Regions from separate parts of the Homo sapiens genome. Here region 2 is linked to region 1. Evidence: chromatin loops called from intact Hi-C (ENCODE). Cell type or tissue: heart left ventricle. All regions are shown on one strand.

Evidence for each region. A loop is a pair of places that touch in the nucleus more often than their neighbours do. Peaks named below come from ENCODE experiments on the same cell type or tissue, not always from the same donor. Only the 100,000 strongest peaks of a DNase experiment are listed, where the experiment ranks them.
Region 2: a loop joins it to region 1, with 2.0 times the contacts of the local background. A loop is called at or near these places in 5 of 110 quality-filtered maps.

What each region holds. Positions count from the first base shown.
Region 1 is chr1:114,423,977-114,431,976 of GRCh38, forward strand. TRIM33 (tripartite motif containing 33) reads right to left here. Exons shown (of 20, transcript NM_015906.4): 6 at 6,822-6,936; 7 at 3,772-3,918; 8 at 3,201-3,318; 9 at 1,473-1,747; 10 at 615-779. Among named protein-coding and RNA genes, the nearest start is that of TRIM33, 83 kb to the right of the region's middle. In heart left ventricle, a CTCF peak has its summit at 4,324 (motif pointing left); no DNase peak of the experiment used is centred here; H3K27ac peaks cover 1,833 bases.
Region 2 is chr1:114,571,276-114,579,275 of GRCh38, forward strand. It overlaps BCAS2 (BCAS2 pre-mRNA processing factor), which reads right to left. Exons shown (of 7, transcript NM_005872.3): 3 at 5,413-5,483; 4 at 4,315-4,476. Among named protein-coding and RNA genes, the nearest start is that of BCAS2, 6.3 kb to the right of the region's middle. In heart left ventricle, no CTCF peak of the experiment used is centred here; no DNase peak of the experiment used is centred here.

The sequences.
Region 1 (8,000 bases):
TAAAAAATAAACTCTATTATAACTAGAAATCCTATGAAAAAGTGGCCTCACTGTATACTCATATCTCCCATATAAACATAACCAGGCAAAGATTATAAAACATGTCTCTAAACACACTTATTAAAGCGTATCTACATCCTAAAAGGAAGAATATTTGAGTAGAGAAAAGGTAAAAAAAAATAATAATAATAATACATATAGTTAGCTCTGTTACTCTCAAAGCCCTTTTTATATATTAGGATCAAAAAGCCACATTAAAAGAGCAGAGCAGCATTTTCAGGAAACTAATGTTCTTGCTATTTTATCATTGCTTTTTGTGATTGTGGGTAAAATCACCAGCTCATTAGATTTTTTTCACTTCTGCAAATTGAATGGGTTAACTACATCAGGGTTTCTTAACCCACAGTATATGATGCACTTAAAGCATTTTTTAAAAGCTCTTAAAATTAAATACAAAATCTCATGTGTATGTTTATTTTTCTGGGACAAGAGGATATACAGCATTAATCAAATTCTCAAACACATCAATGACCTGCTCCCAAAAAGTGATTAAGAAAATGACGTCTTTTAATTTTAAAATTGTAGGATTCTTACAAATGTAACTCTAGGCATACTTGTCTTTGGAGGTGTGGCTGCATCATGGAATATTGAGGGCCGCTGTGCCTGGGTATCCCTGGTATTCTGGCAGCATTCTGAGCCAGTCTCATCTGATGGGCTTGAAAAGCTCCACAGTTCATGTTGCCTCTTTGCATTGTTTGCACACTGATCAATCGAGGAGGCTACAAAAAGTAGAAATTGCAATTTATGTAATAATTTTAAAATAAATTTATCTCAATTATAAAATGTAATCATAAAAATAATTCAGTCAAGATAAAAGGGTATAAAGTAAAAAGTATAAATAATTCTTATCGCTAGCCCCAATCCCCAGAGGACTGGTAATGACTAGTTTGTATATCACTCCCTAATTTCCCTTGTCTCTCTCTCTCTCTCTTACCTGTTCCCCCTCTTTTTCTCTATATGTGTGTTTAAAGCGTATCAACATTAACGTATCCCATCCTGGAGTAATAGTTTTGATTGGGATGGCAGTGGAGAGAGCAAAAGACACACAGGTATAGGAAAGATCTGAACAAATGCCTAAGGAACATATCAGATCCTAGGCAGAAACAGTCTGGTCCTTTGGTCCACAAAATTATACGTGGAAAACAAAAAAGATTTGATGTGAAAGGATGAGAACTTACATCCTTTCAGAGTATTAGTGAATTAATTTTGTTTCCCAAGACAATTTACTTACTGCCTTTCTTCACAGCTCCCTTACATCACCATCATAACCATAGCAAATATTTAAACTCTGACTTTTGAACTCTGCTCAGTCTTGCTAGTAACTTTGAAATGTGTAACTTAATTATATAGGAAAAAGTGTAGTGTTGAGGGCTTCATAATTTCTATCAATAATGTAGTAACACGATACTTACCTGTTGTTGTAACATCTGAGGGGCTGCTTGTCTAGGATGCTGTTGTGTTGTTGTTGTTGTAGTTGGTACAGGTGCTGGTGGTTGCTGCATCCTCATCTGTTGCAACTGCTGATGTTTCTGTGCATATACTTGTTGTTGCATGTGCTGGAGTCGAAGCTGTGCTAAGTTAATCTGTCCAGGGGTTTTACTAATGTGGTTTGTCCCTGGAGGAACTTGCCCAACTACAACATTAGGAGTATAACCAGGAGCTGGTTTACTCTCTATTACTAGATTACCTGAAAAATTTAAAAAATGAGAATTTGCATATAATCAACTAAATCATCTACTTTGTTGAGTAATCACCATGTTTTCCTCTTTCCTCTGACAACTATCAGCACCTCAAAGCTCCAACAGTACAGCAGGGAATGGAGTCAGTTTAAAGATGATGATGATGATCAGAAACTTAATACATTCCAAAGCTGAATAAATGACGTTTGGTTATTCAGAAAAATATACTCTCTGTCCTTATTCTTTTTTACTTAGACATACAGAAAATTAAGACAGTAAAAGAGATTATCTATTAGAAGAGGCCTATCTAATCAATCTAAATCAATTCTCCCATGACAAGACTTACTCAAGGATACTCAAGATTGCCAATACTGATTCCATCTGCCTTTGAATTGCCAAAATATGCAAGGCAGAGCATTACAATGTCACAAAATCGTCTTCTGTGGAAATACTGAATGCTTTAAACAACTTATATCCTTAGACGTGATGGTTTTCCTTGCTTTTTATGGAGCCATTGCCTTCTAGGGATAGAAGCCAAATTTTAGGAAGATGTGATTTAAGGCACAGGTTGACAGGCTTTCCCTGTAATGGGCTATAGAGTAAATATTTCATGCTTGGCAGGCCACATAAGATCTGTCTCACAGTCCTTGGTTTTTGTTTGCTTTTACAACCAGTTGAAAATGTAAAAACCATTCTTAGCTACTACGTCACACAAAAACAGCTGGCTGATGTCAGAACTAAGGCTATAGCTAAATTTGAATATAATTTTTTTTTATTATATGCAAAGATTACTTTTTTTTTTTTTTTAAAAAAAAAGGGCAACCAGCCTCTGCTTTTACAATTCCCACTGTTTAGGACTTAACTGTTCTGAAAGTGAGTTTACTCAATCTGTAAATAGCTCTCTAATTGCTAGGAAGTTTGTGTGCATGTGTTTTAACTGAGCTCTCTGTAACTTTCATCTATGGTCTTTAGGTCCATACTACGCTGTAACAAAAGGAAAATCCATTTCTCTTCCATGTGAAAAGAGCTACTCTTATCTTTCAAACATTCCTCAGGACCTAACTACTGGACACATTAGCATCCTAAAAGTCTGTTGCTAATGCACAATTTGGCTTAATTAAACAACTAAAAATCTATGAAATTATTCCAGACAATGAATCATTTGCTAAGATTTCTATATGAAACAGTCAATATAAATTTAAAAGATGGAGGGTCGGGGGACTAGAAACAGCACACATTAAAAAACAATATACAGAGTAGACGCTCAACTTTCTTAAGATGTAATAACAGCCACACAAAACCACAGCTAAAGTGAGTTTCCAATGAATAACAACATATTTTTACATAAAATGTAAAACATTAGTTTTATAAAGTTAAAAATTTTATCTAAATTTGCTTTAAGTATTTTCTCCTTCTAATTCAGTGTTCCAAGTTATATTCATAAAACTCATTATTTCTCACCTAAATTGACTACATTCTTTGCCCAGAAGGTGGGATCACAATGGAAACGTATTGCTCCATTAGCAGCAGGGACAGGATCACACCGTGCTTTCAAAATATGACGCAACTGGAAAGTAATCTTAAAGGGAAAAAAATCCACATTAGTCTCAAAATTAAATATCAATTGGGAAATCATAAGATAAAGACATTAAGAAAAAAAAGCACATATATTCCCACAGTGTCAGCCTCAGATTAGGCAGCATCAACATTTAAATTAGCAATCAAATCAAATATACATACTTGAATTTCTGCCATTTTGGGTAATAAAGTGCATTAAGATACTAGGTATCTTCAAAAGAGTACATACTATATAATTCCACTTATATGAAATTCTAAAAAATGACAGAAATCAGATTAGTGGCTGCCTAGTGGAATGAGGAAACTTTGGGGGGTGGTGGAAGTTTTCTGTATCTTGATGTGGTGGTGGTTACATTTGCCAAAATTAAAATGTATACTTTAAACAGGTGCAATTCACTGAATATATATCTTAATAAAGTCCATTAAAGAAAAATAAAAACAGTATGTGTCTCACCAGTCGCTTGCTGTATAGTAGTGCTGTGCTGCTGCCACTTGCAATTGCCCAATTTGTGAAGTTCATAACATGCTTCACCTGCCGGGAAAGGCCTGTGATGTCATTCTGCTGCTGTAGTAACTTCATCTGTCTTTCCTTTGTAACATTCTGAAACAGAACAAGAGCTTCGCTGTAGAATTCCATATGAAAAAAAATCAACCCCACATTTCTAATGCAAATGGGCACAATACCTATACTTCCTTTAAAAATGGGCTAAGTGAATAAGCTCCATGATTATTTAGCAAGCCTATCATCAGAGGAAAAGCCACTAACAAAAGTGGGACTAAAAGTCAGTTCTCTAAGCTAAAAAGGATATTCCACATATAGAAATGAATGTTAGTTAATGTCACTTTTCTATCAACATGTCTGTTAAAAATAGTGTCTTCCTATTAGATTAATCTAATATATGGTATTTATAGCATAAGGAGCTAACTTTAGAAATAAATTTATGTAATCTTAATATACTTTAAAGGCCAAAAAAATTTTGTGTCACCAGTGCCACCTCCTGGTATGGCATGAGAATGAAGTTAAAATCTCTCTTAAATATATAAGACAAAATGAAAAAGATAACTTCCAGAGTTCTAAGAGTAGAATTAGGGAAACTTTTGATATCACAGAAGTTCACAGAGAACAAAGAAGTAAGGACTGACCAAACTGCAAAAACCAATTTCAGAGAAACACTGCAAAGGAAAAATAAACTGCTTTATGGGAACTAAAATCACCCCAGGAGGGATGGGTAATGTCCTACATACTTTTGACATTCAGCATGCTGAACAACTCATCTACTACTTTCTTAAGAACTTTCTCCCAAAAATGACTCAAGTTGGTTTTTCTGGACAATATTTTTCCTAAGGAAAGAAGCTGTTCATTTTATAATGTAAATCAATGGATAAGAGTATTCAACTGAGAGAAGTATGGTTTACTACATTTCTTTTATAAAGCTTAGAAAAACGTTTCTTCTACAAAGTATAAGAACATATTACACTAGAAAACATCTATTTTAAATTTATCATCATGTTAGTAGTATGTGGCGTATTTACCATTAGGTATTTGTATACACTTTAGCCTTAAGAGGCTTTTTTTTTTTTAACAGAGTCTCACTCTGTCCCCCAGGCTGGAGTGCAGTGGTGCAATCCTGGTTCACTGCAAACTCCACTTCCCAGGCTCAAGGGATCTTAAGAAGCATCTTTTAATTCAGAAACTCTTGAAATGGTTTTACAAATACTATTTTAGACGTACAGCTCAAATGTATTACAGTAAGTTTAAGTGTATCAAAAATAGTTACTAAGTGCTCTCTATTCACATGGGTCCTTTTGGGGGGAAAAACCTATTAGGGTTAAATGCAACAGACTGGTGTACAGTAGGAAAAGGGACCCACAACTTTAACAATCTGCACAAGAGTACTTTTTTTTTTTTTTTGAGACGGAGTCTCGCTCTGTCGCCCAGGCTGGAGTGCGGAGGCGCAATCTTGCCTCACCGCAACCTCCACCTCCCGGGTTCAAGCAATTCTCCTGCCTCAGCCTCCTGAGTAGCTGGGATTACAGGCATACACCACCACGCCTGGCTAATTTTTGTTTTTTTTTTTTAGTAGAGATGGGGTTTCACCATGTTGGCCAAGCTGGTCTCGAACTCCTGACCTTGTGATCCACCCACCTCAGCCTCCCAAAGTGCTGGGATTACAGGCGTGAGCCACCGCACCCGGCCAAGAGTACTTTTAATCTCACAAATTGTGTTTCACTGGAAAGATGTATTCCATTCAGAGATAACATTCTACTGACATCATTTCATTTTTATGTAATTATTCACCTAATATTTTTAAAGGATTCTATGAAGAGATGGGACAGAAAAAAAAAAAAACTATTGACAATTTGAGGTTAATGGAAATAATCAAATAAATCATTTCATTATTACTATTCAATGGTGCAGAAAAAATAATCCCCATATCATCTGAACCTAGTTAAGAGCATGAAATCTTCAATCAGAAAATATTTCTCTTTCCAAAATTTCAACTTTCCAGAGCATGAAATTTTCAATCAGGAAACATTTCTCTTTCTGAAACTTCAATTTCCCAGAAAACTCCTATTTGAAATTTGCTAAAAATAAATCAAATCGGCAGTGGAGACTTTGATTAAAAATTTAGATTTCATGAACTGACTAGATTTTCATCTAGAAACTTACACCTACAAATAAACTTCAAAATATGCAATATAAATACCTAATATCACAAAATTTTCACTAAGTTTAAGGTTTATAAATTTCAAAAAGAGCAGCATTTTCTGCAAAACTATGGAAATATTTTTAAAATAAGGTAAAATACACAAATGACTCAAGCAGAAGCCCAACATGAATCTATATGGTAAAATTAAATTGAGGCCCCATCTTAAGGGGGTGGGGAAGAAATGTGGTGGGACTACTTTGCCTTTACGTACATCACATTTTAGTAACATTTCTTTTTTCTTTTTCTGTTTTTCATTTTGGAGACAGGGTCTCACTCTGTTGCCCAGGCTGGAGTGCAGGACACAATCACAGCTCATTGCAGCCTTGACCTCCCGGGCTCAGTCGATCCTCCCACCTCAGTTTCCTGAGTAGCTGTGACTACTGGTGCATGCCACCACCCTGGCTAATTTTTGTATTTTTTGTAGAGGCAGGTTTCGCCATGTTGCCTGGGCTGGGCTGGATCCCGGGGCTCAAGCGATCTGTCTGCCTTGGGCTCCCAAAGTGTTGGGATTACAGGTGTGAGTCACCATACCCAGTCTTAGTAACAATTATTTGATTTCTAAGAGGACATCACTATTTCCTAAGGTATACAGCTAAAGTCAGTGTTATTAAATTGGGCCGCAAAGTAACTAACTAGAAAAGGTCTCTTCCAAAAGTAAATTTTAAAAACCTTATTTTACGTTTTCCTTTATTTCCATACCCCCCAATCCATCTAAAATAGTTTTCAATAAACATTAAAAACAGCTAAAGAGCAAGAGAAGCAGTTTTTGTTTTATTTTGGCTTTGAACCATACCTCTAGCTGTTGTAAGAGAGATTTTCCTTTCTTATTAATTTCATTGATAAGGGTGAAAATGGCCACTTTAATTTCCTGTTCTACTCGTTTGTTAGTCTCATTTACTTCTTTTATCCTGAATAAGAGAAATGCATCATTAGGTTATCAACTTATCCTAGGTCTCTGAATCATCAACTGTTACAGAAATTCATCCAACTGGGCACTTAACCGAGTAATTAAAATGAAAACTTTGTCAAAATGTACAACTCATGTTTCAGCAGACCTGACCAATTTGGTCCAAACAAGTTATGTACATAGACAAATAATGAAACTAATATTTAGTAATTTTAAATTATGCTCATAAAGGACAGTTTATTAAGCTGGATGGCAATCTACTTAAGTAACTATGACATGAATGTGATGCACAAACACCAGTGACTTCTGGATAGTGTCAAATGTGGCACATTGGTTCTGTTTAACCTTGACGTTTTCCAAGAACAATGTGCAAAAGGACAATGTCACAAGCAATAATTATCTTTTGAAAGGATAATAGTTAAACATAGAAGCATTTATTTTCATTTATAACTTAGCCACTTCAAACATGGGTTCTGATACACTCCCTTCAAAATTACTCTTAATATGGTTTCCCTTTGTATACAGTAAAGGGCATAAAACATTTTCAATCCATTTTTAAGAATAGCTTTAGATGTTTTATAAGTAGGTGTAAGCACTCAAAGCAGTTATGGAAGTTTTAGGTGCAAATATGAAGTGGCTGATACTTTGGTATTTACAAAACAGGAAGTGGATAATCCCACCACTATAAATATATAAAATGTCAACGACCAACCATAAGACATAGCTTCAATTTTTATACATTCTACTTCTGTAAAAACTATAACCCATGCTTTCAGCTCCTAAACTGCCTTTCATTTGCCAAGTTCGAATTTAGTTAACTTTAATACACTCCAAGAAATAATGTAGTTTTTTTCCTTCTCTGTACATCGTTTGGCACTTACTTGAAAATTTTGAGTTTTGTCCTTATCTTACTAAGGTGAGTGGAAGATATTTTTAATATATAAAGGTACTAATAACTAGTGATAAGAAATATAGGTTTCAAATATAAAATGATTGGGCTGAAGATAGAAATCACTAAGCATGCTGAAAACAGAGAGTAGTTAGAGAGTAGTTAGTCTCAGTCAG
Region 2 (8,000 bases), 150 kb after region 1:
GTCTCGAACTCCTGACCTCAAGTGATCCATCTGCCTCGGCCTCCCAAAGTGCTGAGATAACAGGCGTGAGCCACTGTACCCAGCTTTTTTTTGCGGAGGGGAGGGACAGAGTCTTGCTCTCCTGTTGCTCAAGCTGGAGTGTAGTGGTGCAATCATGGCAGCCTCAACCTCCTGGGCTCAACTGATCCTCCCACTTCAGGCCTTCAAAGTAGCTTGGATTACAGGCATAAGCCACCATGCCCGGCTAATTTTCATTACTTTTTTGTAGAGACAGGGTTTCACCACGTTGTCCAGGCTGGTCTTGAACTCCTGGGCTCAAGCAATCTCCCCACCTCAGCCTCCAAAGTGTTGGAATTACATGTGTGAGCCACACGGCCTTTTGTCACTTCTTAAACTGTCATGACTTCTTGTCATAGAAAAGATGGAATATATCTGAGTACCCACTTATTTTATTTCTCAACCCCCTTTTATCTCTATATTTCTGCATATACATTCACCTTGTCATTCTCTCCTCCTGTCTACTGCTAACTAGAGAGAGGTGAGAAAAAGAAAACTGTTGTAGAATGAGATATCAGTCCATATTTGCATGTAACATATGCATAGCAAAATAAAAAATAGATACCAGTCCAGGTCAGCTGTAACTAGCACAGGGGAAAAGTTCAATAATACAGAGTACCATATAATTATTTTAGAGAAGTAATGAAACAGATTTTAATCTCTTTTTTAAGTTTAAATAACAACTTTATTAAGATATAATTCCACATCATATCAATTTCCTCTTAAGGCAGTGGATCAATCACCTACAGGGTCCATTTTTACCACATCTGGCCCTAATGTGTTCTTGCTCTAAATCTAATATTGTTTCCTGGCTTTTGTGACTCAAATTTTCTGTTGCTCACCTGAGTTATTCTCCTACCTCTACTGACTGGTTTCCTTGCATTAGCTGCAATTCTCTCAAGATTCAGTCTTTAAACAGCTGTGCCTCTCTAGGCTTTCCCTCAGGTCATCCCCCTTTCCTTGACTTCGACAATCACTCCATGCTGAGCACTATTGATTTTAGTGCTCTATTCCAGACTTCTGACCACTAACAGGGAGCTTTCCTTTGAATTGGCTCTCCCTGAAAGTTTAGTTTGTCTTCTCCCTTCTCCCACCCTTCCTCTTAAATATACTTTGATAAAATATAGTACATCTCCTCTGGAGAAGTGTCCACTGAATTTGGAGGAGACAAAATATGCTTAGGGGAATGTGAAGCACTATAGAGCACTTTGTGATTAAATGGAAAACAAGTGATGTGCACAATAATTCTGTGTATAGTTACTCAGAAGAGGGAGACAATACTAGAAGCAGAATTTCAATCAGGGAAGAAGACAAGTAAGCAAACTAGAGCTGAGCCCTAAACAAGCTGAATTTGGGTATAACAGGTAAAGACAAGGGCAAGTAAAGGCCCAGAGGCAGGATTTGCAATAATCACCAGAGAAAGGACTAGTTTGGGTTGAGTTAAAAGTCTACAGTTGAGGTAGTAAGGAAAAGCCCTTGAATACCACGTTAAAAAGCCTGGCCCAGCCGGGTGCTCACACCTGTAATCCCAGCACTTTGAGAGGTTGATGCTGGAGGATCACTTGAGGCCAGGAGCTCAAGACCAGCCTGGCCAACATGGTGAAACCCCGTCTCCACAAAAAATACAAAAATTAGCCAGGCGTGGTGGTGTCTATAATCCCACCTACTCTGGAGGCTGAGGCAGAAGAGTTGCTTGAACCCGGGAGGGTTGCAGTGAGCTGAGATTGTGGCACTGCAATCTAGCTTGGGCGACAGAGCAAGATTCTGTCCCGCCCCCCGCCCCCACCTCCAAAAAAAAAAAAAAAAAAAAAAAAAAAAACTTGGCCTCTACCTTGCAGGTAATAGGGAATTATTAAAGGTTTTCAGGTAAGTTGACAGCAGTGTTCTTTTCAATGTCATATTTTTTCCTCTGCATCTATGCTCTCCATTCCTGGAATGTTTTCCTTGTTTCCTTCTAAACATCCCAATTTCACCTTTCTTCAACAACCTTCAACTTAATGCCCCATCTTTTTTTTTCTTTTTTTTGAAACAGACTACAAGTGTGTACCACCATACCTGGCTATTTTTTTTATTGTTTTCTATAGAGACAGGGTTTCACTTACGTTGCCCAGGCTGGTCTCAAACTCTTGGCCTCAAGTGATCCTCCTGTCTCAGCCTCCCAAAGCACTAGGATTATAAGCGTGAACCACGCCTGGCAATGCCCCATCTCTTAACGCTTAGTTTACAGACCACAGCACACAATGTAGCACTTGCCCCCATATTGCCAAAAATGGACTATTGGTTACTTGGCATAAAACTTATTATCTCTTCCATTAGATAAAGCTTCTTGAGAAGAATCACATTTTTCCATTTTGTGAAACAGATTTATTGATGTCGCTTACATTTCTTAATCACCCTAATCCCATTCTTTCTTCTTTTTCCCCCCTTGCAATATATAGATATATAAAAGAAAGTTAGTTGTTGGCTTTGTAGAGTTTCCCAAATTCTGGATTTTGTCCACTGGATCATTTTTATGTGGCTACAAATATTAAATGCATAATTCTGAAGATTTGAGAAACAGTATTATCATTTCATGGTTTTGCTTTATTTTATATAGCTATGTTTCAGGAAACATACTCTAACGAAAGTTGTACATACTGTTATGAAGTTCAGTGGCCTTTTTCTCTTAAATTGTGAATAGACACTCAGGAAATTTTAGGGCACAAAGGGGCCATGCAGATAATCTAACCACGGAATTTTGCAAGCAAGGAATCTGAATTCTAGATAGACAATAAATACTAAAGCTAGAGCTAGTTACATGGAACAGAAACAGGATGTCAGTGGCTTGTTTTGACAACAAATACTTGCTCAAATTTATTTGTAATCCCAAAATTACTACTTGTAGTGTTTTGCAGTCATTCATGGACATGTGCACAGTGGTGAAAAATCTGAGCAGCTGAGCATGCACATTTTCAGCTGAGGATGAACAAGGAGGTGCTTTGCCTTCTTGTTTTAGCTCTCATACAGAAATAACCAGAGGATGAAGTTCAAGTTCCAAGTCTGGGATCTGTTAGTGGGGCAGTTTCAAGAAAGTTACTTTACATTTCTCAACTTTGTTTTCTCTTTTATAAAATAAAGAAGTCTACCAGGATGAGTTTATTTTAGGATTTAAGATTATAATCTATTTGAGAGATATGTATATGTGTGCACATGAATATGTATATATTTCCCCTAGGAGAAATGGTACAGTATTTGCTAATTCAGTGTTCATAGGACTTAAAGAACATAACCCATGACTAATGAGAATCAACTGTTTAAGCAACGCTTGATAACATTCTATCAAGTGGTGCTCTGCAAATGGGACCTCAGAACTAGTTTTGTTACAATATTATACAATAAATGTCGTAGTTTGGTTTAGGTCCTGTTAGTACTCTTGAACTTTGAGGTGGGTTTCAAAATAGTGGCCTTTCATATGGGTTGCAGTTCTAGAACATAATCCCAAGACAAAGTCTAGCTATATTATTTTTATCACACTTCCCCTACCCATACTTTGTGGGGTTTTTTTGTTTGTTTTTTGAGATGGAGTCTCGCTCTGTCACTGTGGCTGGAGTGCAGTGGCACAATCTCAGCTCATTGCAACCTCTGCCTCCCAGGTTCAAGCAATTCTCCTACCCCAGTCTCCTGAGTAGCTGTGACTACAGAAGCGCCACCATGGCCGGCTAATCTTTTTTTTTTTTTTTAGTAGAGATGCGGTTTTACCATGTTGGCCAGGCTGGTTTCAAACTCCTGACCTCAGGTGATCCACCCGCCTCGGCCTCCTGAAGTGCTGGGATTACAGGTGTAAACCACCGCGCCCGGCTTTTCTTTTTCTTTTCTTTTTTTTTTTTTTTTTTTGAGATAGAGTCTCATTCTGTCGCCTAGGCTGGAGTGCAGTGGCAAAATCTTGGCTCACTACAACCTCTGCCTCCCAGGCTGAAGCAATTGTCATGCCTCAGCCTCCAGAGTAGCTGGGATTACAGGCACACGTTACCATGCCCAGCTAATTTTTTGTATTTTTTTTTTTTGTAGAAATGGGGTTTCACCATGTTGGCCAGGCTGGTCTCGAACTCCTGACCTCAAGCAATCCACCCACCTCTGCCTCCCAAAGGGCTGGGATTACTGGCATGAGCCACTGCACCCAGCACCTCCCATACTTTTAAAATGTACTAAAACTTTGGGTGAGATGGAAAGAAAAGAGAAAAAACAAAAAAAACAGAAGATGAAGAAAAAGGTTCTTACTCATTGTATACTTTCCAGGCATTACATCCATGCTGTGACATTAGTTCCAGATTCTCAATTCTAACTGCTTGATGCTCTAACTGGGCCATAGAATTGTTTACACATTCTTGCCATGCAGTAATGTCATTTTTTTGACCAGAGGAGGGGGCTGGAAGCTCATATCTGAAATTAAACAACAAAATAAAATAAAACCATCTATACTGCCAAGCCTTTACATCTCTTCTCAGTAGAATGTCCCATGAGTCTCCATATAGTATAAAAACTACAGAAGACTAAGGATGTAAACCTTGCAATAATAAGAAACCGATATATGCTAACAATCAATTTACAAATATGATTTAGCACCATTATGTTCACTTCAATGTGAACTGGTTAAATAAGCAACATTACATTCACATAAAAGATTGTTACATTAGCTATTAAATGTTACTGAAGAATATTTAATAATATTAAGATGTCAGTAATATATTAAGGGGAAAAAGCAGTAGACAAAAAAGTTTGCTACCATTTTTGTAAAATACTCACACCCACCCATCCACTAACATACCCATGCGCCGGTAGAGAAAAAAATGAGAAGCGATATGACTCCTTCTATTCTCTCTTCATACTACCCAGTCAGTCCTTCAACACTGCCTCTCTCTCTCTCTCTCTCTCTCTCTATATATATATATATATAGTTTTTTTTTCAAGACTGGGTCTCCCTCTGTCCCCAACGCTGGAGTGCAGTGGCACAATCTCGGCTTGCTGCAACCTCCATCTCCTGGGGGGTGTCAAGCGATCCACCTACCTCAGCTTTCCAAGTAGCTGGGTCCACGGGTGCGTGCCACCACACCCAGGTACGTTTATTATTATTATTATTATTATTATTAATTATTTTTGGTAGAGATGGGGTTTTGCCATGTTGCCCAGGCTGGTCTCAAACTCCTGGATTCAAGCAATCCACCAGCCTCGGCCTCCCAAAGTGCTGGAATTACAGGTGTGAGCCACCACACCCGGCCAACACTGCCAATATTAGCCAGCAAATACATTCTTCACAAATCTCAGCTCATTACTGAGTTACTACAAACTAAATTTTAATTTCCATTTTAATATTCTTACCGTTTCATACTGAGCAATTCAATTGGTTGTCGAGCAGCCAGTCTTTCAAATTCATTTCTCATTATGTCAGTCTGATGTGTAAATCAGAAAAAAGATTTCTAAGATCATGTTGACAACTAAAAATTAACAATCACCAAAGAACAGATTTAAGCTACACTACCCATTATAATGAATTGTTTACCTTTCCCTAATTCTTCTCTGAGTTAAATGCTCTCTAGAATCTGAAGCACACACACACACACTCACTCACTCACTTCACATTCAGGAAAAGTGGCATGTATTAAGGAGCCCACAGAGAAAAGGATTAATCCTAAACCAGTGGTTCTTAATTCCAGAAGCATATCAGAATCAGTTCGACAGTGCTATGGTTTGAATGTTTGTCCCCTCTGAAATTCATACAGAAACTTAATCCCCAATGTAATAGTATTAAGAGGTGGGGTCTTTAAGAGGTGATTGGGTTATGAAGGCTCAATCCATTCATGGGTTAATAAGTTATCACCAGAGTGGGTATGTTATAAAAGCCAGTTTGTCTTTCTCTTGTGTGCCCCTACCTTGCCATGTAATGCCCTGTGCTGCTTCAGGACTGTACACCAAGTCCACACCAGCAAGAAGGCCCTCACCAGATGCAGCCTGTGAACCGTACACTTTCCAGCCTCCAGAAATCCAAGAAATAATTTATTTATTTATTTATTTTTTTTTTGTGAGACGAAGTCTCGCTCTTGTCCCCCAGGCTGGAGCGCAATGGCGCGATCTTGGCTCATCTCTGCCTCCCGGGTTCAAGCGATTCTCTTGCCTCAGCCTCCCGAGTAGCTGGGATGACAGGCATCTGCCACTATGCCTGGCTAATTTTTGTATTTTTAGTAGAGACAGGGTTTCACCATGTTGGCCAGGCTGGTCTCGAACTCCTGACCTGAGGTGATCGGCCTGCCTCAGCCTCCCAAAGTGTCTTTTCTTTATATTCACTATCTTCTCTAGCAATTTTACTGTTCGCAAGTAAATGTAGTATAGCTGTTCCTCTTTAGGGCCAACGTCCTAACCCATTTCCATTCTGCACATTTCCTACCCTGAGGATAAAGAACTGCTTAAAATATTTCTTTGTAGTAATACTTCGGTTATTCCATGTAATTTTAATTTTCTGAGGGTTTCAACTATCTTAACAATTAGACTAAATAAGTATCAAAGGCCTTACAGAAGCCTGCATGAATGTTTAAAAGTTTTTATTAGGCCGGGCGAGGTGGCTCATGCCTGTAATCCCAGCACTTCGGGAGGCCGAGGTGGGTGGATCACGAGGTCAAGAGATCAAGACCATCCTGGCCAACAAGTTGAAACCTCATCTCTACTAAAAATACAAAAATTAGCTGGGCGTGATGGCACGTGCCTGTAATCCCAGATACTCGGAGGCTGAGGCAGGAGAATTGCTTGAACCTGGGAGGTGGAGGTTGCAGTGAGCTGAGATCACACCACTGCACTCCAGCCTGGCAACAGAGTGAGACTTCATCTCAAAAACAAAAAAACAAAAAAACAAAAAAACAAAAAACAAAAAACAAAAAATTTCGTATTAAGCATTTCTTTCTGCAGAAAGTATTTTGCAGGGGCTACTGCTAAATTACACACAATCTTAAGAAAATGTAGTTACCTAGTTTCCTGCAAAAAAAAAAACCAGGGCATTCTAGCTAGAAAATTCTGCAGTGACAGACAAGGAGTAAACAGCCAATTAAACACGAGGCAGTATAAAAATGCAGTATAAGTAGTCTTGAGCCATGTAGCATAGGAGGAACCCTTAACTAACTCACATGCTCAGTAAGTGATAAATCTGGAATTTTAGCTCATCTCTCTCCAAAGACTAAGCCAGTGTTCATGGAGCGGCAAGGGCAATCCCTGCTCATGGAGTAGTCTCATCTTAGCTTTGAGAGGCCTTCCTCAACCACCCAACCTGGAGTCGCCCAGTCACTTTATCACTATCATTCTCTGTGCAGCATTTATCAACAATTTTTCTGATCTATTTATTGTCTGTCTCAACACTCTAGATTTTAAGGTTCATGAGTATGGACCCTGCCGATACTGTTCTCCAATACCCAGAATGGAACAGACCTTCGTAAATAGTTGTTAAATGAATTAATGAAAGAGTAATTTCAGAGGCAGTTTGAAGAACAGTTAAGGTCTTAGTCAATTAGCCTCTCTAAGCTGCAGTTTTCCCAGCTAAAAAATGGGGATAGCAAACATAGTTATATAGTTTATAGAGCTGTTATGTGCACCAAGTAAGACAGTGAACCCAGTAAATATTACCAACTATTACTAAGAAAGGATGCCAGGTGTGGTGGCTCACACCTGTAATCTCAGCACTTTGGGAGGCCGAGGCAGGTGATTCACTTGAGGTCAGGAGTTCGAGACCAGCCTGGCCACAATGGTGAAACCACGTTTCTACTAAAAATACAAAAATTAGTTGGGCATGGTAGTGCGTGCCTGTAATCCCAACTACTTGGGAGGCTGAGGCAGAAGAATGGCTTGAACCCAGGAGGCAGAGGTTGCAGTGAGCCGAGGAGTTGCACTCCAGCCTGGGCACCAGAGCAAGACTCTGTCTCAAAAAA